2 separate regions of the Homo sapiens genome follow, and region 2 is linked to region 1. Evidence: read pairs that join two places in POLR2A ChIA-PET (ENCODE). Cell type or tissue: A673. All regions are shown on one strand. Region 1 overlaps ABTB2 (ankyrin repeat and BTB domain containing 2). Region 2 overlaps ABTB2 (ankyrin repeat and BTB domain containing 2).

Region 1 (8,000 bases):
CGGGCCAAGTCCAATTAATGTTTTTCATTAACACTTCAACAGCAGTGGAGCAGAACTGTCAGAATCAATCCCAGAGGGTGACAGCCTGTAAATTTCTCCAACTCACTATGTGGCTTCTTAGAAAGCACCAGAAAAGTGAAATCAGACTGGTTTAAAATTACATGTTGGCTCTTAAGAGCATGTGGCCACAGAGATTCTAGTTGCAGTCAGAATCTAGATAGGGATTCCCAACTTTTGGTAACCACTGTTTCTTTGATGGACAGATTTTCTTTTTCCAACACTCACCCACAAACTTTTTTTTTTTCTTTTTTAAAGAAAAATACCCACAGGAATTTAATCACTTTGGAGAAAATCTCTGAAAATTCCTAGAGATAACTGGAGAGCACCGGGATGTGGCCAAGTCTGGGTTAGAAGTCCCTAAACACGTGTGATGTAACAAGGACAACAGCAGCAACAGGTACAGCAGACAGGGCTTTGGAGCAGAATGTTGGGGTTCGTAATTCTGGCTGTCACGTAACCAGTGGTGTGATCTTGGTCAGGTTACTTAGACTCTACATCAGTTCATCATCTGTTAACTAGAGATAACTAGAGTACCTAGCTCACAGGGCTGCTGTGAGGATTAACTGAGTAACTGGGGGTCAATGCTTGGACCAATGCCTGGCTCAGAGTACATGCTCTACCAAGTGCTGTTGCTATTATTTTTACTTTGTGCTGGGAACATAGGCTTCATTTACGTTATCTCATTTATTCTTCCAACAACCCTATAAGGGCCAGGCACAGTGGATCACACATGTAATCCCAGCACTTTGGGAGGCTGAGGTGGGTAAATCACTTGAGGTCAGGGGTTTGAGACCAGCCTGGCCAACACGGAGAAACCCCATCTCTATTAAAAATACAAAAATTAGCCAGGTGTGGTGGCTAGTTTTTTCATTTTAATACAAAATTAACCTGTAATCCCAGCTACTCGGGAGGCTGAGGCAGGAGCATCGCTTGAACCCGGGAGGCAGAGTTTGCAGTGAGCTGAGATCACGCCACTGTACTCCAGCCTGGCAACAGAGACTGTGTCTCAAAAAACAAAACAAAACAAAACAAAAAAACCCTGTGTGATGGGTACTACTGACTTCCATTTGAGATACTGGGCTACTGCCATTCAGAGACTTTGAGTAACTTGCTCAGGTAAGTGGAAGAGCTAGGATTCAAATCTGGGATGGACTGGTTCCACAATGCATATACTTAACTCCTCTGTGAGCTCAGAGTCCAGTGAACACATCACCAAAGCTCACTCATGGCTGTCCTTATGTGTGGCTGGTGCATATGACAATATGGCTGTATTATTACTGCCCATTTCACTCATGGACACCCTGTGCTGAACCCCATGTGTTTTTCTTTGTTGAGGAAATGCACACAGAGGTCTTCCTCCAGCCCAGGGCCTCAGTGTGTTCTCTGACCGTTCTGCAGGTTCAGCTGATGGTCAGTCCTGCCCTCCTAGCTTGACCTTCCCCTGACCCAGGCCTCCCCGCTCTCCTCCTGGCTGATGTGGTGAAGGCCCCCTCTCCATCTCCCTTTGCCTCTCCTGGATGGCAGCGACCCCTCTCATCACATCCAGTGCTGACTTAGCAAAGCACTGCTTCAAAGCACTTCCTTCAAGCTTTGTTTCTGTTGGAGGAGGAGGAAGAGTTCATGATTGGGCTCTCCCCCGCAGCCCCCTGCCAGGGCCCCAGTCCCTAAAGCAGAAACTCTCCCTGACAGCTGAGTAACCAAACACATTGGGAAGAGCTGGCCGTAAGCTTTAAAACAAGTAAAACAAAAGGGAAAACCACCCCAACTACAGGCTGAAACCCACGACAGGCCAAACAGCTGGGAGAGCCCAGTGCAGGCCTGACTCCTCCTCCTTTCTCCATTATTAATCTACAGAAACAACACTGGAGACATGTGGATCAAATTTACAGAGCTTAGGGTAAGGGAATAGGAAATTCAGCTGATTTGTCAAAGGATTCCCAGAGAGAAATATTATGTCAATGGAGCTAGTAACAGGAGCTGTCAGCTCCATTAATAATAGTTCCCATTTTCTCAGTCATCACCCACCCAAAGAGGCCTTCACTTAATACCGTGGCAAAAGTAATTAGGAACCTATTATTAATAATAGTAATTGATAGCATCACAACTTTTGCCTAGTACCTTTTGCTTTTAAATGACTTTTTACATCTAGTAATTTGTTCTTCCAGCAAGGGAGACAGGACAGTCATGATCAGTAACAACCACAGCTGACTTTTATTGAAGGCTTACTATGTGCCAGGCACTTACATGCGTTATCTAACACCCCAGAACTGCAGGAGGTACTATTCCCACCCATCTTACAGCTGAGAAAACTGAGGCCTGAAAAGTTTAGTGGCTTGCCTAAGGTCACTGAGGGTCAGAAACGGAACAGGGACTGGAGTTTCAATTTCTTCTCAAGCTGCTGAAATAAATGACATTCTAACTTTGCCCACCTTGTCCTTTCTCGAGCTAGGCAGCGCCTAGGATATTGGAGAGGAAAGAGGTTTTGTCTGGGCCTGAGGTTTAAGAGGAGGAAATTCAAAGTAAGGCCCAGAAGTAGGACTTTCCCTTTCATGGGTCTCCAGGCACCTCCTGCCAAGGGTTCCTGGAGGCCTCCCATGAAACTCTACAGACAAAAAGCTGTCTCTCTGACTCCCTCTGATCTTTGCAGAACACAGTTCCACAGCTTGTCTTCCAAGTCTGCTCTGTAAGAAAGTCTTCTCTACATCAATTCTAAATTCTCTCTCCCACATCAGCTCATTCCTCAGCAGTTCTCACCAGAGATGGAAAATATTTTCTTTACATTCTCTTAACACCTCGATGTGTTCCTTTCCCCACACAAATTCCCAGCTCTAGCATAACGGGCCCAGGGCAAGATCATTCTAGTGAAAAGGAGTTTAAAAAAGAAAAAAGGAAAGGACATATCTATTTTTTTCTATTTAGTAAAATCCTTAGAAAAAAATTCTTCCTTTCTGTCATGATGGAGAAGAAAGCATGCGGGAACATTTGCCTTTATTCCTTTATTAGAGGGAAGAGGGACAACCGCTTTGGGACCATGTAAAAGCCACGGAGGGAACCGCATGCACCACCCTGTACCCATGACTGTGAGTGAATCTCGGAGTGTGGAGCAGTGAGCATGATCGAGTGATCCTTTGCCTCCCTCTTCTAAAACAGCAGCATTTCTGCTCAGTGTTGTACTCGAATGTGCTGTGGACTGTGCTGAAGCCTCAACATTTCTCAATCTCTACACAGAACCCTAATCTTCCATTGCTCAACTTTTCTCTTTCTGCTTGCCCAACCCTTGAATCTCAGACTCATTACCTTGTTCCTCAAAGCCTCCACCTCCTCTTCCACCAGCCCCTCTGTGAGTACAGCACCGTGGCCACCCGGTTGCCCAAGGAGAGACCTGTGAGTCACCCTTATCAGTTCTCTCCCTTCTCATCCACCTCCCATCAACCACCAAGCCTTGCTGCTTTTACCACCAACATATCTCAAAAATCCTTCACTGCCACCACCCCAGTCAGGCTGCCATCTTCCCCTGCCCCCCTGGACCTGCAGCAGCCTCCTCACCCATCCCCTGCCTCCAGGCTTACCCCCTTCCCCTTACTCTGGTCACCTTGCTCCAGCTTTGTACTCTTCAATGACTCTCTGTTAGCCTCACAAAGAAGTCCAAACTCCTTTGCACATCTAACTATCCTTTAAGAATAGTTAGCATCCTGGCTGGCCGTGGTGGCTCAGGCCTGTAATTCCAGCACTTTGGGAGGCAGAGACGGGTGAATCACTTGAGGCCAGGAGTTTGAGACCTGCCTGGCCACCGTGGTGAAACACTATCTCTACTAAAAATACAAAAATTAGCCGGGCATGGTGGTGCACACCTGTAATCCCAGCTACTCAGGAGGCTGAGGTGAGGGAGAATTACTTGAACCTGGTGGAGGTTGCAGTGATGAGAACGTGCCACTGCACTCCAGCCTGGGCAACAGAGTGAGCCTCTGTCTCCAAAAAAAAACTTTTTTTTTCCCCCAGAAAAGAGAATAGATAACGTCCTTCTCTGCTTTTTGAAATTTAGGGAGGAGAGTAATTCTGCCAGTAAACTGGAAAATTTCCCAGCACCTCCCAAGATATCAGCAGAGTTAGGAACCCTGTGCACACCTGATCCTCGCTTCTCTAAGCTACTTTTCACTCTGCTCTGCTCTAGCCCAGAGGGGTGATGGTAGGGGTGGAGGGTAGGCGTGGGGGTGAGGATGGGGGTGAGGGGGAGGGGTAGGGGTGGGGGTGAGGGGTAGGGGTGGGGGTGAGGGAAAGGGTTGGGGGTGAGGGTGAGGGGTAGGGGTGAGGGGTAGGGGTGGGGGTGAGGGGTAGGGGTGGAGGTGAGAGGTTGGGGGGTCAGGGGTGGGGGTGGGGGTAGGGGTGGGGGTAGGGTGGGGGTGGAGGGTAGGGGTGGGGGTAGGGGTGGGGGTGGAGAGTAGAGGTGGGGGTGAGGATGGGGTGAGGGGTTGGGGTGGGGGTGGGGGTGAGGGATGGGGGTGAGGGGTAGTGGTAGGAGTAGGGTCAATGGTAGGGGTATGGGTGGAACTCTGGAGGACAGCAGCCTGCTTCTTTCCTAAGTGATTCTCCACCAGGGCCCAGAGAGGGTGCCACTGAGTTAGAAGGGAAACCCAGTTCTCAGAAGACTGGGAAGCCGCCTTCTTGCCAGTTGCCAACCGGGACGTGAGCTGAGTTTTAGCTTGCAGAGGCGCTGTCTCTTCCAAGCTGACGGAAGCTGGTGGACTGCACTTTGGGATGACAAGCCAGACTTCTAAAGGGTTTTTAGAAGCAGGGCTTAGGCCAAAGGCCAAATTGATGGGGATTTCATTCCCTTCTCTGTAAACCACGGGGGTGGAATCTATGGCTTCTCAAGTCCTCCCAGCACTGGGATTCTAGACTCTGACCCCTATGTGTGCGACAGCACTCAGGTGCACCCCTGAAATCCTTTTTATCCCTTCTCATTCCACCATTTAACTTGTGAATTGTCAACAGTGGGAACACAGAGACCTTGTTTTTACTATTTCCTATGGTTTAATTTCCTCCAGAGCTATAACACCACCACTTTCCCCCATATACACACACACAACTTTAAATGTAAAAAAGATGTCCTTTCTGTGTAAAACTGGATAGGTTTATAGTGAAGCTTTATCTGACCATTCATCAAAAAGCCACCAAGACTGTAACATAACTGTCCTCCAAACTCAGCAACCATTACGAGCGCTCTCCCCAGACTTGTAAATGTTCTTTCTGGGCAATGGGACAGTGAGTGTGGTACCATTTCTGCACCTGCCACCAACGGCCCCACTAGCCCACCAGCTACCCGGCTCAGGGAAGCTCATGGCCAAGGCAGCCAAGGCCACCGCCTGTCCCTAGTTTCTTTGAAAGGAAAACCAGAGGGCAGAGGATTACTCCTTTACTGCACTCGCAAGGAAACTTGGCAGGGCGTCTTCTGCCAGCCTTCTTAGGTGCGCGGGAAGCTTGGGTGGGGTGCAATCCATAAGCTTCTGAAAATAAAAATTATACTGCCCCACTGAACGGTTTCCAAATAGCCCAGATAAGCCAACCCCTTTTTAAAATTTTTTTATTTTTAAGTGTTTCCATTCTCTGATCTGGAATTTTATATATAGTACATTTAATGCCCAGTTGTTATATATTAGTCATGCCAGAACAAAGTGTAGAAAAGTTGAAGCATGAATAGTTTTCAGGGAGACCCAAATAGAGTGTAAGGACAGTCAATTCATTCTTTTTGTTTGTTTTGAGACGAGGTTTTATTCTGTCACCCAAGCTGGAGTGCAGTAATGGGATTACAGCTCACTACAGCTTCAACCTTCGGGGCTCAAGCAATCCTCCCATCTCTGCCTCCTGAGTAGCTGGGGTACAGGGGCACACTGCCGTGTCCAGCTAATTTTTGTATTTTTTGGAGAGATGGAGTTTTTGTCATCTTTTCCAGGCGGGTCTAGAACTCCTGGGCTCAAGCAATCTGCCCGCCTCAGCTTCCCAAATTTGCTGGGATTATAGGTGTGAGCCACCATGCCCAGCCAGGACAGTCAATTCTTTAAAAAAGCCCCCAAACCCTTCACTGAATAGTATTCCACATGACATTCTAAGTTCAGAGAGGCTGGGGGGATGGGTGTTGAGACAAGAGCAAGATGAGGGAAATAAGAGGAAAAACCTGAAGTGGAATGGAATATGCCCCAGGAGCTGTCAATCATCCATGTAAAGTGATTCATCAGGAATAATCAAGCCAGGCGTGGTGGCTCACACCTGTAATCCCAGCACTTTGGGAGGCCAAGGCAGGAGGATCACTTGAGATCAGGCATTCGAGACCAGCCTGTCCAACATGGTGAAAATACAAAAATTACTACAAAAATTAGTCAGGCATGGTGGTGCACACCTGTAATCCCAGCTACTCAGGAGGCTGAGGCAGGAGAATTGCTTGAAACTGGGAGGCAGAGGTTGCAGTGAGCCGAGATTGCACCACTGCACTCCAGCCTGGGCGACACAGCCTGGGTGACAGAGTGAGACCCTGTCTCAAAAAAAAAAAAAAAAAAAAAAGGATAATCAAAAAGTCATCTAATACTTGGGCAAAACCCATCTCAAGACGTGACCATGATACTGTGAGGCCCAAAAATTCAAATGGGGAGAAAATGCTGGGAGACAGGAGAGATAAGGGGAAGTTTGAGAAGCAGGTTTTATTTATTTATTGAGACAGGGCCTTACTCTGTCATTCAGGCTGGAGTGCAGTGGCGCAATCTCAGCTCACTGCAACCTCCTCCTCCCAGGTTCAAGCAATTCTCCTGCCTCAGCCTCCGGAGTAGCTGGGAGTACAGGCACCCACCACCATGCTCGGCTAATTTTTGTATTTTTAGTAGAGACGGGGTTTCGCCATGTTGGCCAGGCTAGCCTCGAACTCCTGACCTCAAGTGATCCACCTGCCTTGACCTCCCAAAGTGCTGGGATTACAGGCATGAGCCACTGCACCTGGCCAGAGAAGCAGGTTTTAACCATGGCTAATAATAAATGGACATGGACTACCATGCATTGAGTAGGTCCTTTCTGCCAGGGATTGGATGAACGAGCATTTGAAACCCTAGAAAGACCCTCGCAGTGGAGTACTATTACTAACCCCATTTGCCAGCGAGGGACACTGAAGTTTAGATGGGCTGAGTCATTTGACTGAGGTCCACAGCTAGAAAATGGCAGAGGTGGGATTCAGACCCAGTGTGTCTGATACTGGAGTCCACACTGGCTCAGTCTGAAGGAGGAGAACACGAGGCTCTCCCCATGCAAACTCAGAGACAGCACTCTTCCTTCAGCACTCACCACCCCATCAGCACTGTGCTTTCCTTCTTTTTCTAAGGTCAGGAAATTAAAAGCAAATAACAATTATCCTCCACTTAACACTTCATTCTGGCTAAGTTATCAGAACAGCACTGGCAAAAGGTGGTCTTCTGGTGAAGTCAGGCCCGGGGCCCAGGAGCTCACTGTTAAACAGTAAAATAATAACACACACTTAACAACTGCTTAAGAAGCTGGCGGCCACAGAACCCAGGGGGAGATAAAAGGCTGGCAAAGGGTGATGTGCTCAGGGCCAGCAACCCCAATTTTCCTAAAAAAGAGTGGTGCAAAGTAAACCTCACTCCGAACACCGGGCTGGATTCACTTCCTCTTGGAATCCTTTGGGCCTGCTGGGGGTGCACCTGCTTGTGGAGTTGGTGTGGGGACTGCCTCTCTCCCATCCAGCTGGCTCCTCCAATTCTCAGAGGGGCTCCAGCAGGGTTAGAATTTAGAAGGATGGAGGAACTACTATAAAACTCGACAGCCCTGACCAGGCGCAGTGGCTCACGCCTGTAATCCCAGCACTTTGGGAGGCCAAGGCAGGTGGATCACTTGAGGTCAGGAGTTCGAGACCAGCCTGGCTAACATGGTGAAATCCCCCA
Region 2 (8,000 bases), 92 kb after region 1:
TGATTTGCTTTTCCTTAAAGGTCCCCTGCTTCTCTTTAGTCTTTGTACCTAGAGCTTGCTCTCTCTCTCTCCAGTCTTCTCAACTACATATTTTTTAAGAGGTTAACTTAAAGAATGCCAGCCAAATTCTGGTGAACTGTTTCTAAGGTGCTTTCGCATAGAATATCCGGAAACAAAAACATACCCCTACTGGAGAATTTCCAAGCTGGATATAACCAGACAATCTACCCAATTTTTATCATCTTGCTCAGACTCAGTGCTATGGTTTTAATGTATCCCCTCCAAAATTCAGGTGTTGGCTGGGCGTGGTGACTCACACCTGTAATCCCAGCACTTTGGGAGGCTGAGGTGGGTGGATCACCTGAGGTTAGGAGTTTGACCCTGTCTCTACTAAAAATACAAAATTAGCTGGGCGTAGTGGCGCATGCCTGTAATCCCAGCTACTCAGGAGGCTGAGGCAGAAGAATTGCTTGAACCTGGGAGGTGGAGGTTGCAGTGAGCTGAGATCACGCCATTGCACTCCAGCCTGGGCAACAAGAGTGAAACTCCATCTCAAAAAAAAAAAAAAAAAATAAAAATAAAGGAAAGAAAAAGAAAAAAACAAAATTCAGGTGTTGCCGACGTGATGGTATTAAAAGGTGGGGCCTTTTAAGAGGTGATTACGCCATGAAAGCTCCTCTCTTGTGAAGGGGATTAAGGCCCTTATAAAAGAGGCTTCCCAGGGACATTGGGCTATCCTGACTTTCTGCCTTCTACCATATACAAACACTGTAATTCCCTTCTGGAGGGTGCAGACCTCACTTGACAACTGAACAAGCTGGCACCTTGATCCTGGACTTCCTAGCCTCCTGAAATGTGAGAAATAAATGTCTGTTTTTTTTTTTTTTTAAATAAATTACCCAGTCTCAGGTGTTTTGTTATAACAGCATAAACAGACTAAGACACTCAGAGAAACCAAACTGACTTGCCCAAGATCTCACTTGGTGAGTATGAAATGGAACCAGACCCAGGACTCTTGGCTATCAACTACTCCAATACACACCACAGAATACATATCCACATTTCATTGCCAATTACCAACCAGACTCAATCATTCATGGCATAGCCTTAGCATAAAACTAAGGCCTTAATTTCTAATTTCAAAATGCAAAAAAGTTATAGAAAGAAACCTGGGGTAGGGGTGAGGAATGATCTTGTTTCTTTTTTTTTTTTTAAACCAATTACTTTTTTTCTTTTAAATTTAAAAAAATTAAAAAAAAAATTATTTTGGGACAGAGTCTCGCTCTGTTGCCCAGGCTGGTGTGCAGTGGCATGATCTCGGCTCACTACAAGCTCCACCTCTTGGGTTCAAACGATTCTTGTGCCTCAGCCTTCCCAGTAGCTGGAACTACAGGCGCAGAACACCATGCCCGGCTAATTTTTGTATTTTGGTAGAGATGGGGTTTTGCCATGTTGGCCAGGCTGGTCTCAAACTCCCGGCCTCGAGTGATCTGCCTGCCTCGGCCTCCCAAAGTGCTAGGATTATAGGTGTGAGCAACAGCACCCAGCCTAAACCCATTACTTTTAAAAGTCATTTTATTTGTGATCTTCTCATAAAAAACTGGTGGGCTTGGGGACACAAAAGCAAAAGAGTTCAGTGTTTCCTATGAACAACTGGGCCTGCATAGATGTTTAAATTAATAAAGATCCCTTATCTAATTTCATTCTTGGTACTTCCTCACCCTCTTTCAAATTCCAGCCCTTGAACAGTTTGAATGATTGAAGACACAGCTTAAGGTTGCATAGGAGCTTTTCAGGGACGTCTGCATTAATCCTCTGCTCCATGCAATGTAGAAAACATTAAGTAAAATTGTCTGAAGTTAAAATATGTACTTAATTCCCACTACAGGGAACGGATCTTTTTAGCAGATGTTTTTCTGGAATGGCTGGTGATTGTAAAATAGGAAGAACTAAAAGAATCAAAGTCAAAGTAGGTAAAAAGGATAGACTGGGCAGGGGTTTGGACTGGGGGGCAGGAATGGCATATCAATTAAATTTCCAGACTGTTGCTTATGAAAAATAAGCTGTCTTCGGATCATTTCTAGGACACGGCTATACACGATGGTCATGGACCAAAGAAAATGAAATCCAAATTGATGGTTTTTTTTAAAAAAATAATCATTTAAGCAAGACGTTCCTCTGATGTTTAAGCCAAGATCTCCAAGGGTATCAGGTTCCCTTATTTGGAGGAGCTGCGTGTTTGGAAAGCCACGGTAGTATACTCCTCCCAGAAAACAATGAAGGCAGTTGTTTGCAAAGCCCAAGGAGGCTGCAGGCTGCTGGAGGTGGCAGCTCGGCCCATCCTGCTCCATTAGGAGCCTGCCAGCCCACCACTCCTGATGGGACATTTTAAACCAGCACATGAACCCTCACTGAAACCTTCAGGAGGACGGATTTTTTCATTTGCTAACTGGCTTTTCTTTTCCCAGGCTCAACTGACAGCAACTACTCTCGGGGCCCTCATAGCCAAGGCATTTGGAGTTTGCTCATCTGGGGCTCCCAATCTGCACTCCTCTTACATTAGAAATAAGAGGGCTACAAAGCCAGAAGCAGCGGGTGAGCCGGAAAGGAGCAGAGTGTTGCCTGGGCTGGCAGCCTTGCTCCACCACTTAGCAGCTCTCAGAATGGGTCAGCTACTTCACCTCTTTGTGCTCCAGTTTCATCTCCGTAAAATGGGAATAACACTGCTGCCTCCTTCATAAAGGCACACAGAGGACTGAATGAGTCAAGAATAAAGTAGTTAGCACAGTGCCTGGCACAGAGTCAGAGCTCTCTGCCTCCTACGCTTGGTGGGGGGAAGATGAGGGGTGGGAATACCTTCAAGGTGAGGAAGGGTTCTCTTTTATGGCTCTTAAGAATATATTGTTTTCTTTAGAGGAGCTATTTTACAGCCCGCTGAATCTAACTGCCATGCTAGCTCAGCATGAATACCCTCCATTAAGAATCTTGTCACACCCTTGCTTCACAAGTTGTGGAAACCCAAATCAGACTGCATTCAGCGTTGGGTAGTGGGAGACGTACTGAAGGCCTTTCAATTTCCAAAGCCATGATCAGAATGAAATGTTCTTGCATCAGGCGTTTCACATTTTAGAATTCAATTACAAAACCCTACCATTTAGCTTGTTAGGCTGGCTGCTCCACCCCAGAAAGAGTGACAAAAGACAATCTATAGAGCCAGGCTGCAAGTTCCAGTGCTATAAATCACTGGTTATCGGATGGAGTGGAACTCATTAATATAAACGAGAAGCCTGAAAGGCACCCATTAGCATGTTATTAATTTGTTTGACGATCTACAGCATGGCAAGAGCTAAAATAGTTAGGCTGGGCAATACTACATCTCACACAGAAGAATAATCTGGTCCCATTAATTTTTGTCTTAGGCTTGCCAAATGTAATTGGGCATAATCAGAGCTCATACATCTCATAGCGTTTTCATCTTCTGTTCTTTTAAAAAAAGAAAACTGGGGGGTGGGGGAGGTGCTCGAAGTCTTGGTACGCAATAAAGATAACCAATGAGAAGGGGTTTTAGGTTGGAGCAACCCACTAAGGACTGTAAATGCTTCCCCTTTTGTTTTCCTTCCTTTGCTCTGCATTTTGGATTTGTTTTTCATGAAATGAAAGTGAATCATAAACTACTTTCCAGTTGGGTTAACCTTACTTATACATCCATCCACCCAATTTACTGGGGGGCTGGTGTGGAGGGCAGAGGAGGATCCATCTAGTTCCCGTGGGTAGATATAATTGTCTTTAATCTTTGCCATTAATGAGGAGGCTGGGGGAAGCAGAGGATAAGAAGCTTTATCAACATCTTTGTGGTCTCATGTCTCTCTGTCCGATTGCCAGATATTTCTGTGGCTGGTTAGCCTTCCAGCCCCAAAGCTGTTAGAGAAAATGGAATTTCAGCCTTGAAGGCCTCTGACAGCATCTTGGTCCACCTGGGTCACTTGCAGTTAGGAAGGAAGTCAGAGAAGGGAGCTGCCCACATGCTTCTAAACAGTGCTTCCTTCTTTCCCGTAGTTAGTGTTTTTCAAAGAACATCATCTTGCCATTAAATGAATTTAAAAAAAAATTGTGTTTTCAGGTCCTGGGATAGCAGATAAGGCCCTGTGTACTTGAACTAGATATTTCGAATGATCACTTGACTATAAACAAGATTTTAAAAAAATCTAAATCGATGAATATGTAATTTTCCTGCCAAACAAAAAGCTAGCATAAACAATGAGCTTACATAAATTGGGGCAATCAGATCCACCAACAAAGCATGAAGGCCTAGCCTCAACACTGAAAGAAGAGAATAGATAAATGCTGTTGAATTTTGTTCTCTGAATAACACATTTTAGCATTTCCCTCTGCCTGTGACCCAGAGATGGATCCACCTTTGAGTATTCAAAACTTCAGTTTCCTCTTGCTACGGGAGGCTTAACATAATAAAACATTTAAACATAATATAGGCCAGACGCAGCAGCTCATGCCTGTAATCCCAACACCTTAGGATGCCAAGGCGGGAGGATGGCTTGAGCCCAAGAGTTTGAGACCAGCCTGGGCAATTATTGGATGAAACTACATCTCTACAGAAAATACAAAAATTAGCTGGGTGTGGTGGTGTATGCCTGTGGTCCTAGCTACTTTCCAGCCTAAAGCAAAAGGATCGCTTGTGCCCAGAGGTTTAGGCTGCAGTGAGGCCAAGATGGTGCCACTGCACTCTAGCCTGGGCAACAGAGTGAGACCCTGTGTCAAAAAAAATAAACATCACAAACATAATACATGTCAGGGTATGACATTTGGCAAATATTAGAAAATACATAGAAGATAAAAATCACGTGTGTGTACACCCCCAAGATAATCACTAGGTAACACTTTGGTGTATTTCTACACCTCACGTATGTGTATGCTTTTACAGAACTGGACCACAGTACAGCTACAGTTTCTTGTCTCCACCCTCTTCCCCACCACAACTGGATATTTCATGAGTATTTTCCTATGCTATTACATTTCCTTCAAAGATGTAATGTTTAATGAGGGCTGCATACATTTCACCATATCCAAGTGCTATGATTTATTTAACCATTCTCAGATGATATGTAGACAGGATTTTAATCTTTCCCTAGCATTGCTACTAAAATTAAACTCTTACCTCTTCCTATCTGAAATCCATGACTGGTCAGATTCAAATTCATCAAGGAATACTCTACTTGGGAAACTTGAGAGCAGGAATTCTTGCCCTGAGCCTCTGGTATGAGAAGGCCTGCTCATTCCCCAGACCACAGAGGGGCTCAGGCTGCAGCCAGAAACACTGCCAAGACCTGAAATCAAGGGTTGACCTGGGCCTGCTATTTCTCTCAACAGTTTGTTGGTCATTGAGGCTGTGGCCCTTGAATGAGTCAGTGTTTGTGGCTTTAAAAAATACCTCAAGGGCAGCAAGCAAAAAAAGATGTTCCTGTGATCAGCTAAGGCTAAGGAGCCTCACTCCCTCCAGACCACAACCTCTTTAGCGCTTGCGAGGGGTAGTAGGCTTAGGTGACATAATCAAAGGCCCAGTCAGAAGGGAAGCTGGGGCATTCCTAGCAGTTTAGTTCATTACCCAGATTCACCAGGGGATTGGGAGCTACTCAGGAGTCTGGGGCTGCAAAGTCCCCAGTTATAAATGGGAACCTCTATCTAGGGTAGTTGGTGCTTCACTGGGAGGGCAGCGTTAAGATAAGGACCTGATAAGACACCTCCAGCCCAATTTCCTGGCTCTGGCAGATTGATTCCTGATGGCTTTCCTTCTCAACATTCCTGTCTTCAGGCCTTTGATTTTAGGCAGAGGCCACAGAACACTTTCTCAGGTAGGAACCAAATAGACCACACAATTAGCATCTCCCACTTGCCACGGTGCTGTTGGATTTATGGTACTTAGGAAGATGGCAGTAGTCAGCTCACTTCATTGGTCAAGAGACAGAGCCACAGTAAGGCTAGGAAGAAATATAAAGGTCACTTCCTGTGCTGAGCACTTCCTAGAGCAGCCACAGGCCAGCCCACCAACTACTGGCTGCAATTCTGGACCACTCCATCGCACAGCCTACAAATGTTTTCTAACTGTCTTCCGTTTTTATTAACCAGTCAAGCATGTTTTACTTTACACTCTGATAAGAGGATCAGAAACAGCTTTCCCACATCTAAGGCACTCTTAATCAATTGCAAGGAATACAAGAGCAGCATCACGTAGAGGTTTCCACCCACAGGAGGAAGAAATCCAATTTTTCTTTCTTTAACTGCCAATTCTAATGCACACTTTTTACCCTTTATAGGTTAGCCACACTTTGAATGCATTTAACTTAAATGAAAAAAAATAGTAATAAATGCTTATACAGCTGTCCCCCTATCTACAAAGAACTATGGGTGCTTTTTTTTTTTTTTTTTTTTTTTTGAGACAGAGTCTCGCTCTGTAGGCCAGGCTGGAGTGCAGTGGCGTGATCTCAGCTCACTGCAGCCTCTGTCTCCTGGGATCAAGCAATTTTCCTGCCTCAGCTTCCCGAGTAGTTGGGATTACAGATGTGTGCCTCCTCGCCCAGCTAATTTTTGTATTTTTAGTAGAGACGGGATTTCACCATGTTGGCCAGGCTGGTCTCGAACTTCTGACCTCAGGTAATCCACCCGTCTCGGCCTCCAAAAATGCTGGGATTACAGGTGTAAGCCACCACGCCTGGCCTCAGCTATGGGTACTTTCTCTGGTTTCAGTTACCTGAGGTCAACTATGGTCTGGAAATATTAAATGGGAAATATACAGAAATAAACAATTCCTAAGTTTTAAATCGAGTGCCGCTCTGAGTAGCATGATGAAATATTGCCCAGTCCGGCTCTGTGGTGCTGAGGACGGAATCATCCCTTTGTCCAGCTGGTCCATGCTGTATATGCTATCTGCCCATTGGTGTATAGGAAAAAACATGGTATATCTAGAGCTCAGTCCTATCGCAGTTTCAGGCATCCATCAGAGGTCCAACATATGCTCTGTGGATAAAAGATTATTGTATTCTTTTTGTCTTTATTTTTTCTTTTTATGGAGAACAGGATCTCACTATATTGCCCAGGCAGGCCTTGAACTCCTGAGCTCAAGCTATTCTCCGGCCTCTGCCTCCCTAAGGGCTGGGATTACAGGTGTAAGCCATTGCACCTGGCAGTTATTGTATTAAAGTAATTATGTGCCAATACTGTCACAAGTGCTTCCTACAAATGAATGGATTTAATCTTCCTAATAACCCATGAGGTAAGTATCATTCACATTTCACAGATGAAAACAGACACAGAGGCTAGGCATAGGGGCTCACGCCTGTAATCCAACACTTCAGGAAGCCAAGATAGGTGGATCACTTGAGCCCAGGAGTTTGAGACCAGCCTGGGCAATATGGGGAGACAAACCACATGAGAAAAGAAAGAGAAGACTAGGAGAAGGAGAGGAGGGAAATGGAGGGGAAGGGAGGGGAGGGAAAGAGACTAAGAGGAGTCAAATAGTTTGTCCATGGACATATAGGTAAGAGTGGTGGGGCCAGGATTCAAACTCGGGCAGTCCACTGCAGAGGGCTCTTCACCACCCAAAAGCCACAGAGGCCCTGGCTGACATGGTGTAGGAGTTTTGGCTGCCACTCTCTTCCAAGGGCATAGACCCAGAGTGAATGTGTGTTTCCTCTGCCAGTCTCAGTTCCCAGGTGCCTGTCAGTGTAATTCATGGACCACTCAAAGTGTTTTCAGGAGTTATTTTGGCCACATGCAATTTGTGCTGACATCCAAGCCTAATACCTAAGCAAGGTAATACTCCTCAGAGCAGTGTCTGCTTCTATGTGGACAAGCAGCTTCCACATCAGGGCACACATCTCAGGCTAAAGAAAACATGGGCTCTGAATGAAGACCCCACATAAGTACACTTGATCTAGAAGAGGCTCTTGCATCCCCAGGTTTAAATCAAAACATTAAGCTAGGTCTCC

What was found. Peaks named below come from ENCODE experiments on the same cell type or tissue, not always from the same donor. Only the 100,000 strongest peaks of a DNase experiment are listed, where the experiment ranks them.
Region 2: POLR2A ChIA-PET joins it to region 1 with 15 read pairs; 2 of 35 experiments call an interaction of 5 or more read pairs at or near these places.

What each region holds. Positions count from the first base shown.
Region 1 is chr11:34,205,310-34,213,309 of GRCh38, forward strand. The region is part of intron 1 of ABTB2 (ankyrin repeat and BTB domain containing 2); the gene reads right to left. Among named protein-coding and RNA genes, the nearest start is that of NAT10, 100 kb to the left of the region's middle. In A673, a CTCF peak has its summit at 4,728; DNase peaks (open chromatin) are centred at 1,882 and 4,682; H3K27ac peaks cover 428 bases.
Region 2 is chr11:34,297,213-34,305,212 of GRCh38, forward strand. All of the region lies in intron 1 of ABTB2 (ankyrin repeat and BTB domain containing 2), which reads right to left. Among named protein-coding and RNA genes, the nearest start is that of ABTB2, 57 kb to the right of the region's middle. In A673, no CTCF peak of the experiment used is centred here; a DNase peak (open chromatin) is centred at 3,143; H3K4me3 peaks cover 819 bases; H3K27ac peaks cover 915 bases.